2 separate regions of the Homo sapiens genome follow, and region 2 is linked to region 1. The links are chromatin loops, found by intact Hi-C in ENCODE. Cell type or tissue: B cell. All regions are shown on one strand. Each heading gives the region's core, and the rest is flanking DNA. Links, peaks and the distances in the headings are about the cores only.

Region 1 (9,716 bases), core at 780-8,779:
TAAAATTAATATATAATACATAAGTAATATATAATACACATTAATTAACATATAACACATCTATAAATAAGATGATAATAATATATACTACATAATAATATATAATACATAACAATTAATATATAATACATAATTTCTTGAGAAAAAATATGGATTCAAAACAATAATTGTGATACTACTGTGTACCCTGTTCCATTAGTTTAAACTTTTAAACATGAGTAACTCTAAGTAGTTATATAGAGGCAAAATTGAAGTCACTCAATTTTTTTTTTGTCTTCACAATTATTGTTTTGAATCCATATTTTTTTCTCTTTGTTTTTTGTTTTTTGAGACAGAGTTTTGCTCTTGTCACCCAGGCTGGAGTGCAATGGCGCGATCTCGGCTCACTGCAACTTCCACCTCCCGGCCCTTCAAGCAATTCTCCCGAGTAGCTGGGATTACAGGTGCCAGCCACCACGCCCGACTAATTTTTGTATTTTTTTTAGTAGAGATGGGGTTTCACCATGTTGGCCAGGCTGGACTTGAACTCCTGACCTCAGGTAATCTGCCTGTCTCGGCCTCCCAAAGTGCTGGGATTACAGGTGTGAGCCACGGTGCCTGGCCCATAGTTTTAGACATATGAAGCTGTATACCCTAAGTGCTGGAGACATTAACTGTTCTCCAGGTGAGCTCAAACGATTCTAAATAATTTTGAATTTGCTCTCAAAACAAATGAGGGCAGCTAAGTCTCTGGTATACAAATGGAAATTCTTTGACTTCCACAGAGAATACAATGTTTATTTTTTTTATTTATGCCTTTTTTTTTTGAGATGGAGTCTCCCTCTATCATCCAATACAGTGGAAAGATCATAGCCCACTGGAACATCAACCTCCTAGGCTCAAGCGATCCTGCCACCCCAGCCTCTTGAGTAGCTGGGACTACAGATATGCACCACCTCACTGGCTAATCATTTTAATTTTTTAAAAAATTTTTTGTAGAGATGGTGGTCTTGTTATGTTGCCCAGGCTGGTCTCTAACTCCTGGCCTCAAGCAATCCTCCTACCTCCTAAAGTGCTGGGATTACAGGCATCAGCCACCAGGCCCAACTCATGTTTATTAATGAAAAATATATTCTCTATGTATGTGAAGATTACATATATATTATTAAAACTCAACAGTAACCACATAATTGTTTAGAACTTGGATCAACAAAAAATATTTTGCATAGGAGCAGTATTTTATCATTGGCAATTTAGAATTGGCAGAGCATAGGGAAAATAAAAAGCAGAGTGACTTTATTTTAGTTTATTATTATTTTAAAATTCATCTTAATTATTTTAAAATTTAAAAATTCTCCATAAAAAATAAATTGCTTTTTCCGGAGGCAGACCTCTCCCATTGCCCTGTCCCTGGCACACCAATGTCATCTTCCACTAATTTTCCTTTGAACACAATTTTATTTAAAAGTGTTAAAAATCCCAAGTTATCTACTCTTGTTTGATTTCCATGGTTAGCAGGTATTCAAGAAGTATTTTTTCAAATGCCTGACCAGGAGAGAGCATGGAGATGGGTAAGATCCTGCAGACTGGAGCTATGGGCAGACAGGGAGTAGCATGCCAGCAGTAAACAGGGCATCAGCAGTTTAGGAAAGGAAGTAAGCAGTATGTTAAGTTCTTTTGGTGATTGCTCTGGGGTAGGGGTGAGAAGAGCAGAAACAAGTCAGTTTTTCTAGGCTTAACTTCCCATCTCATTCTTTTAATTTCTGCCTTCGACCAGGGTTAGCCATACACATTTTCCCCATTCTGTTGCCCAGTTCCTAAGACCCCTCCCACTCTTCCTTCTGTAGCTTATCTGCTTCTGTCAGGCAATTCCATAGTGAAACTGTGCAAAACAGTGAAAACACTAAACTGCATCTCAGGGTCATCCAGAACATTTTGAGTTCTTTACATTAAAGTCTTCCTTTTTTTTCTCTTCTGAGGCTCACTTTTCTCTGGCTGTCTTGGAGTTAGGAGGGAAAATCCCTGCTATCTTTTGCAGGCATTTCTTGTACACTTCCTCTCCAGACAGAGCAAGGGTAACCAGTAAGTACAGTTATTTGAGATGACTCTTAGTCATTCTGTTTTAGTCCTTCTCACTCTGCCCAAGAGAAGTCTCATACAAATTTATGAGACTGCCTTGTAACCTGTTTAAATCTGACCCCTCCATCTCTCACTCATTAATTAAAAATAGAATTTCAACATACCCATTAGGATGGCTAGTACCAAACAAACAGGAAATAACGAGTGTTGGTGAGGATATGGAGAAATTGAAACCCTTGTGCATTGCAAGAGGGAATACAAAATGGTGTAGCCACTATGAAAAATCATATGACAGCTCTTAAAAAATTAAAAATAAAATTAATATAGGATCCAGCAACTTCGCCTTTGGGCACATACCCCCCAAAATTGAAGCAACGTCTGTAAGAGATACAGATACATGGATTGAAAATACAGTATTCAAAAGGTGAAAGCCACGTATATGGAAGGCCAACTTTTTGTGTACACGGGTCTCTCAGGGCTGACTGTGGGACTTGAGTACGCACAGATTTTGTTATATGTGGGTTGTGTGTGTGTCTTGGAACCAATTCCTGGCATATTCTGAGAATCTGTTGTATTTGTTTTTGTTTGTTTGTTTTGTTTTAAGAGGAGTTTCATTCTTGTTGCCCAGGTTGGAATGCAATGGCGCAATCTGGGCTCACTGCAACCTCCACCTCCCGGGTTCAAGAGATTCTCCTGTCTCAGCCTGCACCACCAAGCTCAGCTAATTTTGCATTTTTAGTAGAGATGGGGTTTCTCCATGTTGGTCAGGCTGGTCTTGAACTCCTGACCTCAGGTGATTTGCCCGCCTCAGCCTCCCAAAGTGCTGGGATTACAGGCGTGAGCCACTGCGCCTGGCCGAAACTGTTGTATTTGTACACCCACATTCACAGCAGCATTACTCACAATAGCCAAGAGGTGGAAGTAGCCTGAGTGTCCATTGATGAATGAATGGATAAACAAAATATGGTATATACTGATAATGGAATATGATTCAGCCTTAAAAAGGATAGAAATTCTGACAAATGCTACAACATGGATGAACTTTGAGGGTGTTATGCTGAGTGAAATAAGTCAGGAAAAAAAAGACAAATACTCCATGATTCTACTTACATGAGTGGTCAAATTCATAGAGATGAAAAGTAGAATGGTGGTTACCAGGTGCTGGAAGGAGTGAGGAATGGGGAGAATTGTTTAATGGGTACACAGTTTCAATTTGGAAAGACGAAAACATTCTGGAGATGGATGGTGGTAATGGTTACACAAACAATGTGAATGTATGTAATATTGCTGAACTGTACACTCTTGAAAATGATTAACATAGATTTTTATGTATAATTTACCACAATTGAAAATAAAACTTCAAGTTTGATTTTTACATGTCACTTTTACTATAAGAGAACAGAAAACTATTTTAGGTGAGTTAGAGTCTGATGGTGTGGACCACACGATTTTGCTTATCCCAGGCAAGTTTTAAAATAATGCTTGGTAATGGGGGTGGTTTAAATAAGACATACAAATGAATGGCACCACTGTCACCTTAATTCCTTCCAGGTCAAAGAGGACAATAGAAGAATAAATCAGGAAAGAAAATGGCCACTACTATCTAATGGGATGGTATATGTATTAGTCTGTTTTACGCTGCTGATAAAGACATACCTGAGACTGGGCAATTTACAAAAGAAGGAGGCTTTTTGCACTTACAGTTCCATGTGGCTGGGAAGGTCTCACAATCATGGTGGAAAGTGAAAGGCACGTTTCACATGGTGGCAGCAAGAGACAGAATGAGAGCCAAGTGAAACGGGTTTCTCTTTATCAAACCATCAGATCTCGTGAGACTTATTTACTACCACAAGAATAGTATGGGGGAACCGACCCCATGATTCAATTATCTCCCACAGGGTCCCTCCCACAATATGTGGGAATTATGGGAGTACAATTCAAGATGAGATTTGGGTGGGGACACAGAGCCAAACCATATCAGTATACTGTGAGACCAAGGGTTTATACTTGAAGCCCCTGGGTTGTATTTACTGTGCATTGCAGTCTTCAGCTCCTGCTGCATCTTAGTTGAGGCTACTCATGCAAAATGATTTTTGGTAAAATGATTTTTGGTAAATGACTCTGATCAAAATTAGATGCTATGTGAATTAAAAGCAATATTTTAAAGAACAGAGGACTTCAAAACTGTAATGTGATATACATCTTTTGACATTTAGGATACCAGGCCAGAGGTAGCATGGGTTATTAGTAGAAGAAAGCTATGATTACCATAGATACTATTTGGCAATAAGAAATAGCAATAAAGATGGTTTAAGTCTTTCTTCCCTAGGGCTCACGTATGTAATAATTTCTTTTCACAATATACCAAGAAAGTAGGAATGAGTATGATTATCTCCACTTTATAGTAGGTGAAACTGAGGAAGCAAGAAATAATTTGGGCGTGAGGCAGTGACTCATGGACAGGGTTGGAAGTTAAGAACAGGCTTCTGGAGTCCTGGTCCCAGGGCTTTCTGGCTATAAATAGCTTGCCTTCTGTTCTGTTGATCCTGTTCAACAAAGCTGTACCCCCAAATCTCAAAAAACAGTCACAGTGGGCTCCTCTCATGAGCTTTCTGAGCAGAGAAGCCATACAAGGAGATTGGAACTTTCAAGTCCTTCCAGAGGTGAGTGAACAGGTGGATGAGGGTCATGTAACTTCAGTGTCAGTTGAGGAACCTCAATTTTCTTGACTGTCACATGATAGTGTTTCTAACTTTATTTGAGCAAGAAAAAAAATAGAACCTCAGTGAGCTCCACTTTCTTGGCTTGGAAGCCACAAACCCCATTAAGTACCCTCCAGAATAAGTGGCTCTTCTGTGTTCGGGAAGAGACCACCCCGTGACCAAGAGAAGGGGTTTCACAACATGCAGATGGAGGTTTCAGAAGTCCTCAGCTGGAGCAACTAAATATGACTGAGACAACACAGTCCCACAGACAAAGGTCAGACCTATTTTAATCTCTGAGTGAGGTTATTACTCTGGGACAAGGCCCTTTTTGTCTGATTTCTTGCTATTTTCAGTGATTCACAAGCTTAAATCTCTTTCATCTGGGAGTGCAGAGCCACATCTCCTCTTTCAGACTTGTCTGTGAGTTAATACAGTTCTGATCTTCCATCTTCTTGGAGTATCTTCTTACAGCCATAGAATTCCCCATGCTGTGAGCCTAGAGGAGTCCCTGGGGAAGCAGAGTCAGGACAGGCTTGCAATGCAAACCCCTGGGGAAGATTTGGAGGATTAGCAGGAAGTGGGGTGACTGCTTGCTTGGATGGTCCCACAGCGGCTTTGAACCAATAACGCAGCAGGTTATGGGGGCTGACCTCTTGAAGAAATGAGCAGAGCTCTGGAAGCCTTCCACATCTCAGTCATATGTATGCTTTCCCTGTACTGTCTGCTGAAGTATACATATGTCAGTGTTTTGGTCAGAGTCATTTTATTAATAGTATTCAATGAAGTTAGGATCAAAAAGGCTCCCATAGTTTCTTGATGGTACAGGCCTCATGTTCAATTACTACTAATTACTGGTCCACTTGGAATACTAGGAACTTGGATTGCCCTTATATTTTTGTGTTATTTCTCCATAGTGAATGCTGCATTACGGAGGCCTGCTTGCCCAGTTTTTACATATCCTATGGTTTGTGAGTTTCCTACTTATCACCTTTTTCTTTTTCTTTCTTTTTTTTTTTTTTAGATGGAGTCTCGCTTTATCTCCCAGGTTGGAGTGCAGTTACCCGATCTCGGCTCACTGCAAGCTCCGCCTCCCAGGTTCTTGCCATTCTCCTGCCTCAGACTCCCGAGTAGCTCGGACTACAGGCTCCTGCCACCACGCCTGGCTAATTTTTTTGTATTTTTAGTAGAGATGGGGTTTCACTGTGTTAGCCAGGATGGTCTCAATCTCCTGACCTCATGATCCGCCCGCCTTGGCCTGCCAAAGTGCTGGGATTACAGGCATGAGCCACTGTGCCCGGACTCTTTTTTTATTAATATATAATATTTGTACATATTTGTGGGGTACATGTAATATTTTGTTACATGTATAGAATGTGAAATAATCAAGTCAGGGTATTTGGGGTATCCATCACCTCGAGGACTCATCATTTCTATGTCTTGGGAACATTTCAAGTCCTCTTTTCTCGCTATTTTGAAATGTACAATACACTGTTGTTAACTGTAGTCACTCTACTCTGCTATTGAACATTACGACTTAATCGTTCTTCCTAACCATATGTTTGTAACCCATTACACAACATTTCTTCATCCCTCTCCCCAACCCACACACCCTTCCCAGCCTCTGGTATCTATTATTCTACCCTCCACCTCCATGATAATCAACTTTCTTAGCTCCCACATATGAGTGAGAACATGAAATACTTGTCTTTCTGTGCCTGGCTTATTTCACTTAATATAATTACCTCTAATTCTACCCATGTTGCTGCAAATGACATAATTTCATTATTTTTTATGGCTCAATTGTATCACATTGTATATATATGGCACATTTTCTTTATCTGTTGGTCCACAGGTTGATTTCATATCTTTGTTATTGTGAGTAGGGCTGCAGTAAACGTGAGCATATCCTTTTGATATACTGATATATATCCTTTTGATATACTGATTTCTTTTCCTTTGGATAAATACCCAGTAGTGGGATTGCTGTATTATATGATAGTTCTATTTTCGGTTTTCTGAGAAATCTCTGTGCTGTTTTCCATAGTGGTTGTGCTAATTTACATTTCCACCAACACTGTATGAGTTCCCTTTTCTTTGCACCCTCACTAGCATCTGTTATTTATTGTCCTTTTAATAAAAGCCATTCTAAGTAGGGTAAGATGATACCTCATTATGATTTTGATTTGCGTTTCGCTGATGTTCAGTGATGCTGAGAAGTTTTTCCTTTCTTTTCTTTTCTTTTTTTTTGAGATGGAGTTTCGCTCTTGTTGCCCAGGCTGGAGTGCAATGGCACCATCTGGGTTCACCAAAACCTCCCCCTCCTGGGTTCAAGCGATTCTTCTGCCTCAGCCTCCCAAGTAGCTGGGATTACAGGCATGTGCCATCACACCTGGCTAATTTTGTATTTTTAGTAGAGACGGAGTTTCTCTCTGTTGGTCAGGCTGGTCTCGAACTCCTGACCTCAGGTGATCCACCTACCTTGTGCCTCCCAAAGTGCTGGGATTACAGGTGTGAGCCACCGCACCTAGCCAAGAAGAAGTATTCCATATTACTTGTTGGCCATTTATATGTCTTCTTTTGAGAAATGTCTATTTATGCCCTTTGCTCACTTTTTAATAGTATTATTTGTTTGTTTGTTTTTTTACTGTTGTTTCAGTTCCTCATAGATTCTGGATATTAGTCCCTTGGCAGACGAATCTCTGGCAAATATCTTCTCCAGTTGAGCAGGTTGTCTTTTCACTATGTTTATTATTTCCTTTGCTGTGCAGAAGCTTTTTGGTTTAATATAGTTCCATTTGTTTATTTTCATTTTTGTTGCTTGTGCTTTTAAAGTCTTAGCTATAAAATATTTGCCTAAACCCATGTCCTGAGTGTTTTCCGTACATTTTCTTCCAGTAGTTTTATAGTTTTGGGTCTTATGTTTAAGTCTTTAATCCATCTTGAGTTGATTTTTGTACATGGTAAGAGATAGGGATCCAGTTTAATTCTTTGCATATGGATATCCAATTTTTCCAGCACCATTTGTTTAGGAGGATGTCGTTTTCCCAATGTATATTCTTGATGCCTTTGTAAAAAATCAGTTGGTTATAAATATGTGGATTTATTTGTGGGTTTTCTATTCTGTCCCATTGATCTAGGTGTCTGTTTTTATACAAATATCATGTTGTTTTGGTTACTGTAGCCTTGTAATATATTTTGATGTCAGGTGATGTGATGCCTCTAACTTTGTTCATTTTGCTCAGGATTGCTTTGGCTATTAGGGCTCTTTTTTTGGATATGAATTTTAGGATTGTTTTTCCTATTTCTGTGAAAAATTACATTGTTATTTTGATAGGGATTGCATTGAATCTGTTGATTGCTTTAGGCAATATGGTCATTTTAACAATGTTTGTTAGTTCTCCTGATCCATGAGCATCGGATATCCTTCCATTTGTTTGCATTCTCCTCTTCTCTTCTCTTCTCTTCTCTTCTCTTCTCTTCTCTTCTCTTCTCTTCTCTTCTCTTTTCTTGTCTTTCGTCAGACAGAGTCTCACTGTGTTGCCCAGGCTGGAGTGCAGTGGTATGATCTTGGGTCACTGCAACCTCTGCCTCCCAAGTTCAAGCAATTCTTGTGCCTCAGCCTCCTGAGTAGTTGGGATTACAAGCATGTCCACATGCCTGGCTAATTTTTTTTTTTTTTTTTTTTTTCTGAGACTGAGTCTCGCTCTGTCACCCAGGCTGGAGTGCAGTGGCATGATCTCAGCTCACTGCAAGCTCCACCTCCTGGGTTCATGCCATTCTCCTGCCTCAGCCTCCCAAGTAGATGGGACTACAGGCACCTGCCACCACGCGCAGCTAATTTTTTTGTGTTTTTAGTAGAGATGGGGTTTCACTGTGTTAGCCAGGATGGTCTCCATCTCCTGACCTTGTGATCTGCCTGCCTCGGCCTCCCAAAGTGCTGGGATTACAGACGTGAGCCACCGCGCCCGGCCTAATTTTTGTATTTTTAGTAGAGATGAGGTTTCACTACGTTGGCCAGGCTGGTCTTGAACTCCTGGCCTCAAGTGATCTGCCTGCCTTGGCCTCCGAAAGTGCTGGGATTACAGGTGTGAGCCACCATGCCTGGCCCTTCTTCCATTTCTTTCATCAGTGTTTTTGTAGCTTTTTTTTTAGGTTTTTCATCTCCTTGGCTAGATTTATTTCTAGGTTTTTGTTGTCGTTTTTGTTGTTGTTGTTGTTTTTGAGGCCATTGTAAATGGAATTGCCTTGTTGATTTTTTCTCAGCTAGTTCATTATTGGTGTATAGAAATACATTGTTTTTTTGGCTTCTTTTTTTTTTTTTTTTTTTGAGATGGATTCTCACTCTGTTGCCCAGGCTGGAATGCAGTGGCATGATATCGGCTCACTGCAACCTCCACCTCCCGGGTTCAAGCGATTCTTCTGGCTTAGCCTTCCAAATAGCTGAGATTAGAGGCGTGTGCCACCATGCCTAGCTAATTTTTGTATTTTTAGTAGAGACGGGGTTTGACCATGTTGGCCAGGCTGGTCTCCAACACCTGACCTCAGGTGATCCACCCGCCTTGGCCTCCCAAAGTGCTGGGATTACAAGCATGAGCCATCGTGCACAGCCAAAATACACTGATTTTTGTAAGTTGATTTTGTATCCTGCAACTTTACTGAATTGATTTATCAGATCTAAGAGTTTCTGGGGAGTGTTTAAGCTTTTCTAGATATCTGCAAAGGCGGACAATTTGAATTCCACTTTTCCAATGTGGATGCCTTTAATAAGTATTTATTTCTTTTACCTGATTGCTCTGGCTAGGAGTTTCTGGGGGAGTGTTTACACTTTTCTAGATATCTGCAGAGATGGACAGTTTGAATTCCACTTTTCCAATGTGGATGCCTTTAACAGTGTTTATTTATTTATTTATTTTATTATTATTTTTTGAGATGGAGTCTCGCTCTCTTGCCCAG
Region 2 (9,716 bases), core at 637-8,636, 54 kb before region 1:
GGTGTATTTTTGTATTTTTAGTGAAGATAGGGTTTTGCCATGTTGGCCAGGCTAGTCTCGAACTCCTGACCTCAAGCGATCCACCCGCCTCGGCCTCCCAAAGTGCTGGGATTACAGGTGTGAGCCACCGTGCCTGGCCTTCTTTTACGTTTTTAAATTCCCAAAGTTCTTTATGTTCTCTGAATGTTTTCTTTTATTCTTTCCTTTCTTTTTCTTTCTGTCTTTCTCTCTCATTCTCCTTCCCTTCCCTTTTTCTTTGCTGTCTTTTTTTGTAATCTTTTAAAACTTTTTTTATTCTGCTCCCTGCATTTTCCCCTATATACTTGTTTATTTTGATCTTATTTGAGGTTTAAACCAAATGTCTGTGGATCCTTGGCTAGTCATTCATATGATGAGTGAGGCACTAAAAACCGGATTGACATCTCCAAGAACATGGATTTTTAGCCAGGCGTGGTGGCAGGCCCCTATAATCCCAGCTACTCAGAAGTCCGAGGCAGGAGAATCACTTGAATTCGGGAGGCAGAGGTTGCAGTCAGCTGAGACTGTGCCACTGCACACCAGCCTGGGCAGCAGAGTGAGACTCCGTCTCAAAAAACAAACAAACAACAACAAAAAACATAAAAACATGGGTTTCAACATTATGATTTTGTTTTAAGATTCTAGAAGGTCCTCTACAACAAGTTTATTTAAGAACATTTTCTTCCATTACTGCTTTGCTAAGAAATGTTTCAAAAACAAAACCAAAAATAACAGGAATGAATTTTATATTTCAATAAATGCTTTCTTGGCATATTCTGAAATCATCATATACTTTTTAACCTTTACTTTGTTAATGTAGTTTCCTAATGGTAGGGGTTTTCTAACAGTAGTCTTTCAGGATGGCTTTACTACTCTTCTCCGAGGAGACACTGAAATATTTTTTAGGAAAGGGGAAAATTTGAGGTGGAAGGCTAACCAGGCTGTTTCTGCTTCCTGTATCTAGGGTTGGTGCTGTACTCTCTTTGTTCTGGGCCATGCAGAGGTTAAGATTTTCCTTTGCAAAACAAGGATTTGACCTAGAATCTCTAAAACATATTTTAATAATTCAACTAAATTTGTTGCTATTCTTACATTTTTGTTTTAATGGAATTTTTGCTTCATAAACACTCCATAAGAAATTAATCTCCTTATTAGCACTACACCTAACACATTGCCTTTGACACATCTTAAGGGTAAGAAATGGAATTTACAAAATGTTTTTTCAATGAACGCCTCATCTGTGGTTCAGCTACTTTCCTTACCACAGCATAGTTTTCCTCCTACTCTTTATCCTCACATGGCAGTCAAGAGACAAGACTTTTTTTTTTTTCCCTCCTGCAGTATCTTTCTCCTCCATGTACTTCCCCTAAGAGGAGGAAAGAGGTAGAGATCTGCTCTAATCATTAGTATTAACTGTGGACCCAGAGTCTGAGTTGCCGGGTACGCCAAAGAATGTTTGGCTAAGACTCTTCCTTAACTGTTAAGCTAAGAAACTTTGCACAGAGGCCTCAGAATGATTGGTAGAGTGACAAAATGAGAGGCAGCTGAAGGTTTAGTAATGGAAGAATTCTAGATGTGGGAATCAAGCCATGAGGTCTCAGCCTAGCTTCTGTCCCTCTTGAGCCTCTCTGAGTCTTAGTTTCCTCATATATAAAATAAGGAGGCTTGACTTTACTAGATTGTCTTCATGGTCGTTTTGGGCTGTAACATTCTTTTGCATTTAAAATAATACCGGCTGGACATGGTGGCTCACGCCTGTAATCCCAGCACTTTGGGAGGCTGAGGTGGGCAGATCACCTGAGGTCGGGAGTTCTAGACCAGCCTGGCCGACATGGAGAAACCCCGTCTCTACTAAAAATGCAAAATTAGCCAGGCGTGATGGCGCATGCCTATAATCCCAGCTGCTCAGGAGGCTGAGGAAGGAGAATCACTTGAATCTGGGAGGCGGAGGTTGCGGTGAGCCGAGATTGTGCCATTGCACTCCATCCTGGGCAACAAGAGTGAAACTCCATCTCAATAAAATAAAATAAAATGAAATAAAATAAACTGAGGCCCAACGTGGTGGCTCACACCTGTATTAGTACATTTTGGGAGGCTGAGGTGGGCGGATCACTTGAGGCCAGAAATTCTGAGACCAGCCTGGACAACATAATGAATCCTCACCTCTATTAAAAATACAAAAAATTAGCCGGATGTGGTGGCACACGCCTGTAATCCCAGCTACTGGGGTGGCTGAGACAGGAGAATCGCTTGAACCTAGGAGGCGGAGGTTGCAGTGAGCCGAGATCACGCACTGTACACCAGCCGGGGTGACAGAGACCCCTGTCTCAAAAAAGTAAATAAATAATAAGAAAGTATCAACTCTAGAAAATCTTCAATAAATGTGTAGGTTCCATTTAATGTGAACTTCACTTTTTAAATTGAAAGAGATCTTACAATGTTTCAGAATTGAATCATTTTCCTTTCTGTTATGAATACTGTTTTGTTTTTTAGATATATGATATAGAAAGTTTCCTGGAAATCCCTAAAATATCCCCATGGTAGGCAAAATAAGTGGCCCCCAAAAAGAAGTTCATGTCTTAATCCCTGAAACCTGTTACGGTGTTATCTCACATGGCCAAAGGACTTTGCAGATGTGGTTAAACTAAGGATATTGAGAAGGAAAGACTATCCTGGATTATGTGGGTGGGCCTAATTTAATCACAAGGCAAAGCCGTGATTACTTTTGCACCAACCTAATAGAAGAGGTCAGAATGATGTCATATGAGATGGACTTAACCTGTCATTGCCAGCTTTGAAAGTAGGGGAAAGGAGCCATGAGCCAAGGAATGTAGGCCACCTGCAGAAGCTGGAGAAGGCCAGGAAAATGGACTCTGCCCTAGGCCTCCAGAAGGAACACAGCCCTACTGATGCTTGATTATGGCCTTGTGAGACACAGTTTAGATTTCTGATCTCCAGAACTATAAGATAAATTTGTGGGCTTTTTTAAAGCCACTAAATTGTGATAATTTGTTAAAGCAACAGTAGGAAATTAACACTATCCCTCACCTCTGGCCTTTATCATGTTGAGCAAACGTACTTTAGTTTTTGTTTTTATTTCTCTGCATGTTGTTCACATAGTAGCAAACACTTCTGTTCTGCCTTAATAACCAAGAATTATGCCATGTTGAATTATTTGTTTATATTATAGCTAAAGGAATAATTAGAAAATTGATTAATTATGCTTCTGTGTACCGTTATGTTCCCAAGTCTAATTATTTCCTAGGACTATGTTTCATTCTTCGAATTCACAGAATGTTGGATCTGGAAAGAACCATTAATATGATCTAATGGAGTCTAACACTCCCCTTTTGTAAGAGAAGAAATTGTGACCTATTAAGGGTAAACCCATGAGCGTCCCCATATGCATCTAGTTAGTTGCTTATAATACTAGGATAAAATTTGAGGACCTCTGGCTCCCAGGCAGGCATTTGCCCCACAGTACCATGCTGTTTCCACAAAAGTGTGAGAATGTGAAAATATGTAATGAACCTGGTCTCTTAATGCAAAAGGTGAAGAAACGTGAAATTCAAATATGTCTTGTATAATTCAACCCATTCTCACTTGAGAAGCAGTGTAATGCAGTAGTTACAATCTAGGACCCCAAAGCTCGATTGCCTATATGCAAATCCCATGTCTACTACTTCCCAGCAAAATGACTCTAGACAAGTTACTTAACCTTACCATTCCTCTATTTCCTCATCTGTAAAATGGAGATGATAATAATAGTATTGAACTCATAGGGTTATGGGGAGGTTTGAATACATAGTAGGTCAGGTGCCGTGGCTCATGCCTGTAATCCCAGCACTCTGAGAGGCCGAGATGGTGGGTTGCTTGTGGTCAGGAGTTCAAGACCAGTCTGGGCAACATGGCGGAAACCCATCTCTACTAAAAATACAAAAATGAGCTGGGCGTGGTGGCGGGTGCCTGTAGTCCAAGCTACTTGAGGGGCTGAGGTGGAAGGATTGCTTGAGCCCAGGAGGCAGAGATTGCAGTGAGCCGAGATCACGCCACTGCACTCCAGCCTGGGCAGCAGAGCAAGACTCTGTCTTAAAATAAATAAATACATACGTATAGTAATATTAAGTTGGTGCAAAAGTAATTGCGGTTTTTGTTATTACTTTTAATGGCAAAACTGCAGTTACTTTTGCACCAACCTGTTAACTGTAAGGCTCATAGAAAAGGCTTTGGACTAAATTTAGTAATAAATAATTATAAGCAATGATCATTATTAGTGGTAGACTGTATAATAAAGACAAATTATTTCAGTTAAACAAAGTAACACTTTTATTAATATTATTATTAATATTTGTTCCTACTGTACCTATTAGCCACCTCTTATGGTGAAGTCATGAACATTTAATCCTAATACAGGGCCCAAATGTTCTGGTGAACTGCCTGTAGATTGAAAATCATGTACTTTTCTATGCCAGCAGACATTTTGTGGACAGTTAGCACATGACAGTCATGAGTGTTCTTGCTAAAGTCACATTAATACCAAAGAACTGTACAGTGACTCGTTCTATACTGTCATTTCTTTAAGTTGCATTGTTTCAAGAACTAAGTGGCTGATGTACTGTTTCGTTTCTTTCATAATGCTGAGCATGGGTATCTAATAGACTTGCTTAGGCTGGCACATTTTTGCGTAGAAGTGCTAGATTTGTATGCATCTTTGAGAATGGGGCAGTTCAAAGCTAAAGTGAGCTAGGAACAAAACAGGAAGTGAAAAAGTAGAACGGAAAGACATAGGTAGATAGAGGAAGAAAAAAGGGGAAGGAGGAAAGGACCCACAAAAGGATTTTAAAGATAAATGAAAATATTTCAGCCGAGAAGAGAGTTTCAGAGGCAGTTAAGGCAAAGAAGAGACAATGCAGGCAGAGGTGTTTTATATGAAGCGTCTCTGAGGCCTAAACCAAATTTTACCATGCACGAGAATCACCTGGATTGCTAGACAATTTCCTGTATCCCGGCCCCAGGGATACTGATCTAGTTGGTCACAGCAGAGCCCAATCATTTGCATTTCTAACAAGCCAATCAGTGGTGCCAATGCTGCTGGTCTGAGGACATTTTGAGAATCTTTGGGCTAAACTATATTTACACAAAGTAAATATAATTGTTCTCAGTTTTTTTATGGAGCTCTATTTTACAAACAGTAAATTGCACAGATCTTAATGTTTTTGGTTTCCTAACAAGCAATTCCCCACTAAGGTTATGTAAAGATCTATCTGTTTCCATATACTGTCTCTGTCAAGAATACCAAGATACTTTTTTGAATAAAGTCCTAATGGCCTGATATTATTTTCCACCAGAATAATATAATGAACCCCAGTAGGTTTTCTATCTTTTTGAGGAAAAACATGTATTTCTGTAACCTAGAATTGAAATGCCAAAAACTACAAAGCACCTACATTACTTTGACTGCACATGCAATGTTTCTGGTCTCATGTAAGCTATAAATAGCCCATTTGTTATTCCTTATTATCCCACTTGAGAGGAGGAAATATGTTATGTTATATTGAATTCTCCCCCCTTCCTTGAATTAGCAACTTAGCAGATTTATGTAAAAGGTAATCTCAGACACTGGGCAAGAAAGCTATTGAGATTGAAACCCTTCAACAGTGCTTCTCTAACTTCACTGTGTAACTGAATCACGTGAGATCTTATTACAATGCAGATTCTGATTCAATGGGTCAGGTGTGGGGTCCAACAAGCTCCCAGGTGATATTGATGCTGCCAGTCCATGAATTACCTTTTCAGCAGTAAAGTCCTGTCTAGTGTATATAGACGGTTCTCAGACTTCTGCATCAAAATCGTTGTTAGAACCTAGATTGTGGACCCCTAACCCAGTGTATCTGATTTAGGGGGAGTGGGGCCTGAGAATTTGCATTTCTAAGTTCCAAGATGATGCTGGGATAGTGTGGGGAATATATTTTGATGACTACTGATCTATGGACCAATCTTTGTTTTGCTGATGCTAATTGACTTGCCAGCAATTTACATGGCTAATAGATAACATCTCCCCTCAAACTTTTCTGCCAAAGTCACCAGTGGCCTCTTCATTGGCAAATCCAGTGGAGTCCTCTTCACATCACTTGGCTTCTGACTGTTGTTACTTCCTTCTTGATCCCCTCTTCTCTCTTGGTTACTGCAATAGAATTTGCTCTGTTTGCTTCTCACTTTCTAACTCAAACTCTATTCTTTCTCAGATTCCTTTGTCAATTTCTCTTTCTTGCCATTCCTCTGCTCCGCCTCATGATTGTGCCTTAGTTTAGCCTTAGTTCTGCTCCTTTGACCACATCAGTACTCTTCTAATGAATCTCCCTGCCTTGATCTTGAGTCCCCAAGGCACCCAGCCCACCTCTACCACAGCAAACTTTCTGAAACACAAGTGTGACATGTTGCCACCCTGCTTAAAAACCTTAAGTTTTAAGGGTTTCCCATTTGCCATAGGACTCATTCCAAACTCTTCAGCTTGACTAATGTGGCTGTCAATAATCTGGCCCTTCCTTATCTACCCTTTAGCACTGCCTTTCACCAGGCCTACTGTAGAATCTTACCAGATATACTTAAAAGCATCCAATATTTGTAGAGGTTATGTGATTGCATACCTCCATACCTCTGTTTATGATACTTTCTCTTCCAAGAATTCCCTCCCTCCCATTCTTAACCCTCTTGGCCAGCAAACACTTCTTCAGCTTTTCTGTGTCTCTCTTCTTTGAACCCTTTTGTGACCATCCCAGGAAGCAGTGGTCACTTCCTTCTCATGCCTATACATAATAATGACATTGTAATACTTCATTGTACTTACATGTCTGATTCTCCCTATCAGTTTATAAAGCTCTTGAGAATAGATTTATTTTTCAACTCTGTATCTCTCGTGCATTGTCCAATGCCTGACACATTCATTGCCTGTTTGTTTACTGAACAAATGAATGAATAATAGAAATTGTGGAATTAGAAACTGAAAACAAAAACAAAAACAAACACCTTAGTTTACTGTATTAGTTTCCTGAGGCTGCTGTAACAAATTACCACAAATTTAGTACTTTAAAACAACAGAAATTGATTCTTTCATAGTCCTGGAGACCAGAAGTCTGAAATCAAGTTGCTGACAGGGCACGTTACTCTCTCTGGAGGCTGTAGGAGATATTTTTTTCTTTTCTTCTTCCAGACGCTGGTGGTTCCAGTTGTTCTTGGCCTGTGACTTCCTCCCTCTAATCTCTGCTTCCATATTTCCATGGGCTTCTCTTCTGTCTCTCATAAGGACACTTGTCATTGCACTTAGGGCCCACCTGGATAGTCCAAGATTACCTCATCTAAGTTCTTAACTTGATTTCATTTGCAAAGACCTCTTCTCCTAATAAGGCCATGTTCCCAGGCTCTGGTGGTCAGGACATGGACATACCTTGTTGGGAGTCACCATACAATCCACTACAGAGATTGTTAAAAAAAGACTAAAGGGGTTGTCCATCAGTAGAAATAAGGGACAGAAACTCTTTCTCCCTGTAGATCCCATGTAATAGCAATGAGTAGAAGGTGGCTGGGTGTGGTGGCTCATGCCTGAAATCCCAGCACTTTGGGAGACTGAGGCAGGTGGATCACCTAAAGTCAGGAATTTGTGACCAGCCTGGCCAACATGGTGAAACCCTGTTTCTACTAAAAATACAAAAATTAGCCTGGCATGGTGGCATGCACTGTAGTTCTAGCTACTCAGGAGGCTAAGACAAGAGAATCGCTTGGACCCAGGGGACAGAGGTTGCAGTGAGCCGAGATCGCGCCATTGCACTCCAGCCAGGGCAACAAAAGCAAAACTCTGTCTCAACAAACAAACAAACAAACAACAAATGAGTAGAAACTGATAGACAAGGACTCTGTTAGTCCAGTTCTCTTCAAATCAATGATTCCCCCAATCATAAACTCTTTTTCTTTAAAACCAAAAAACCAAAAAACGGTGTTTGTGTGTGTGTTGGAAGGCCAAGGGTCAAGCACTGAGAATATTCTCCTTTTTGCCTAAATCATACCAAATCATCCTCCTCAAGCTTAAAAGAAACAATGATCTCATCAGTTGGTCTTTGAAAAATATAATCCTTTCTTAATTGGTTGTTTTGTAACTTTACATTGGTTCTAGCAGGGAGGAACCTATCCGTTTCACTTCTTGGTACAGTATCTTTGCCTTCTCCACCAATTAGGAACTTCAATACTTCTGATTAAAGTGTTGATTTGTGTTGGAGAAAAACAGGCAGAGAAGTGGGGTTGGGATAAGCAGCTGTGGAAATTGTGGGGAAGGGAGACTTAGCCAAGGGACAGGAAGGCTGTTCCAGAGCTCTGGCCTGACCACTTATTCCATGGTTTGCACATGATCCCCCAGCACCGGAGCCAGGGTTTCCAGAGTGCACAGCTTTCATTTCCATTAGTGACTGACTTAGAATCGTCAAGACCAAACCTTTCCCTCTGACTTTACAATTGAAGTTCAAAGGCTTTTGCATCTAGTCTACACCTATCGGTGAGTTCAGGAGAATTTTGGGAAAATAAAAAATACAAGATAAAACTCTATAGAGTTACATTTCCCTTTCTTTCCACAAGATGAGAGAACAATACAGGATGCTGTAATTTGTCAAAACCCCAAACAAAACAAAACAGGTCTGTTGTTAATACGGACAAATGGTCACAGCTGCAGAAAAGTTACCACATGAACTCTTTCAGTCCTAAATAGTCATTTTTGCAGTTCTGCGATCACTTTTCCAGGACTCCTTTTTTCCCTCCTCAGTATTTATTCATATTAACTATTTTTTCCATGTTAGATTTCTTCTGTTCGATATATTTTTTAGACAATGCTGCTTCCTATACAGCAGCTTTCTAATATTCTACCCAGGTTCACCATACATATGTGTCATTTCAGTGCCACAATAGCCGTACAGTGAAAGTAAATATTTTGATTACGTAGTCCATCAGAAGAACTGCTGTTAGATTCCTCTCTCTACTCCCATTCTCGACGTTCCCATGATATAGGCCTCCCTTCCCAAGCATGCTGCTAACTGTTGTGCCACAAATCAGTGCAATGAAGCTTGAGGCCCAGGTTGTCATACAGCTGAAACACGCCAGGTGTGTTGAGAGTTTTCCAATGTTTGACTAATTTAGGTTAAGTTGAATTGTCTAAGCTGGCTTAAATTGCTGAGAAAGTAAGAAAGGCAGGCCTGGAGAACTGGTGTTTGATCATTTAAGGCTGAAATTTAAACCTCAAGCGAAACAGGGAATCCAAAACCAATTCAAAACAGAAAGAAGAAAGTTGTATGTGACATTTCTGTAATCGAAACTGATGAGTTATACATTTTTACTGTTGATTCTTAGCTTGTCTTCCTCTTTTGCCAGTATATATTTATCTCTTCAGGCATAATACCATGTTACAGCAAAACTGCTTTCATTTTGACTCCATTTGTGATAGACACATAGGGGTTGATGTTTACTTTTGAACTCACAAGAAAGAGTCTCTAAAGTTTGGAGTATAAGATTATGAGATCAGTGTTTAACCCCATGCAAGAAAAAAAGGAATTTCTGGGCCTTTGAAAAACACTTTGCCAGCACAGAAAGAACTTAAATATATATGTAAATTATTACAAAATTGAAATGACAAAATATTCATATCTAAAGCGATGTTCAAA

The links. Peaks named below come from ENCODE experiments on the same cell type or tissue, not always from the same donor. Only the 100,000 strongest peaks of a DNase experiment are listed, where the experiment ranks them.
Region 2: it touches region 1 in a loop (2.6-fold over the local background); 1 of 110 quality-filtered maps calls a loop at or near these places.

The regions. Positions count from the first base shown.
Region 1 is chr6:113,751,296-113,761,011 of GRCh38, reverse strand. No RefSeq gene overlaps it. Among named protein-coding and RNA genes, the nearest start is that of MARCKS, 100 kb to the left of the region's middle. RefSeq lists an enhancer at 5,001-5,280. In B cell, for the core only: no CTCF peak of the experiment used is centred there; a DNase peak (open chromatin) is centred at 5,271.
Region 2 is chr6:113,804,995-113,814,710 of GRCh38, reverse strand. No RefSeq gene overlaps it. Among named protein-coding and RNA genes, the nearest start is that of MARCKS, 47 kb to the left of the region's middle. In B cell, for the core only: no CTCF peak of the experiment used is centred there; a DNase peak (open chromatin) is centred at 4,730; H3K4me3 peaks cover 855 bases; H3K27ac peaks cover 2,324 bases.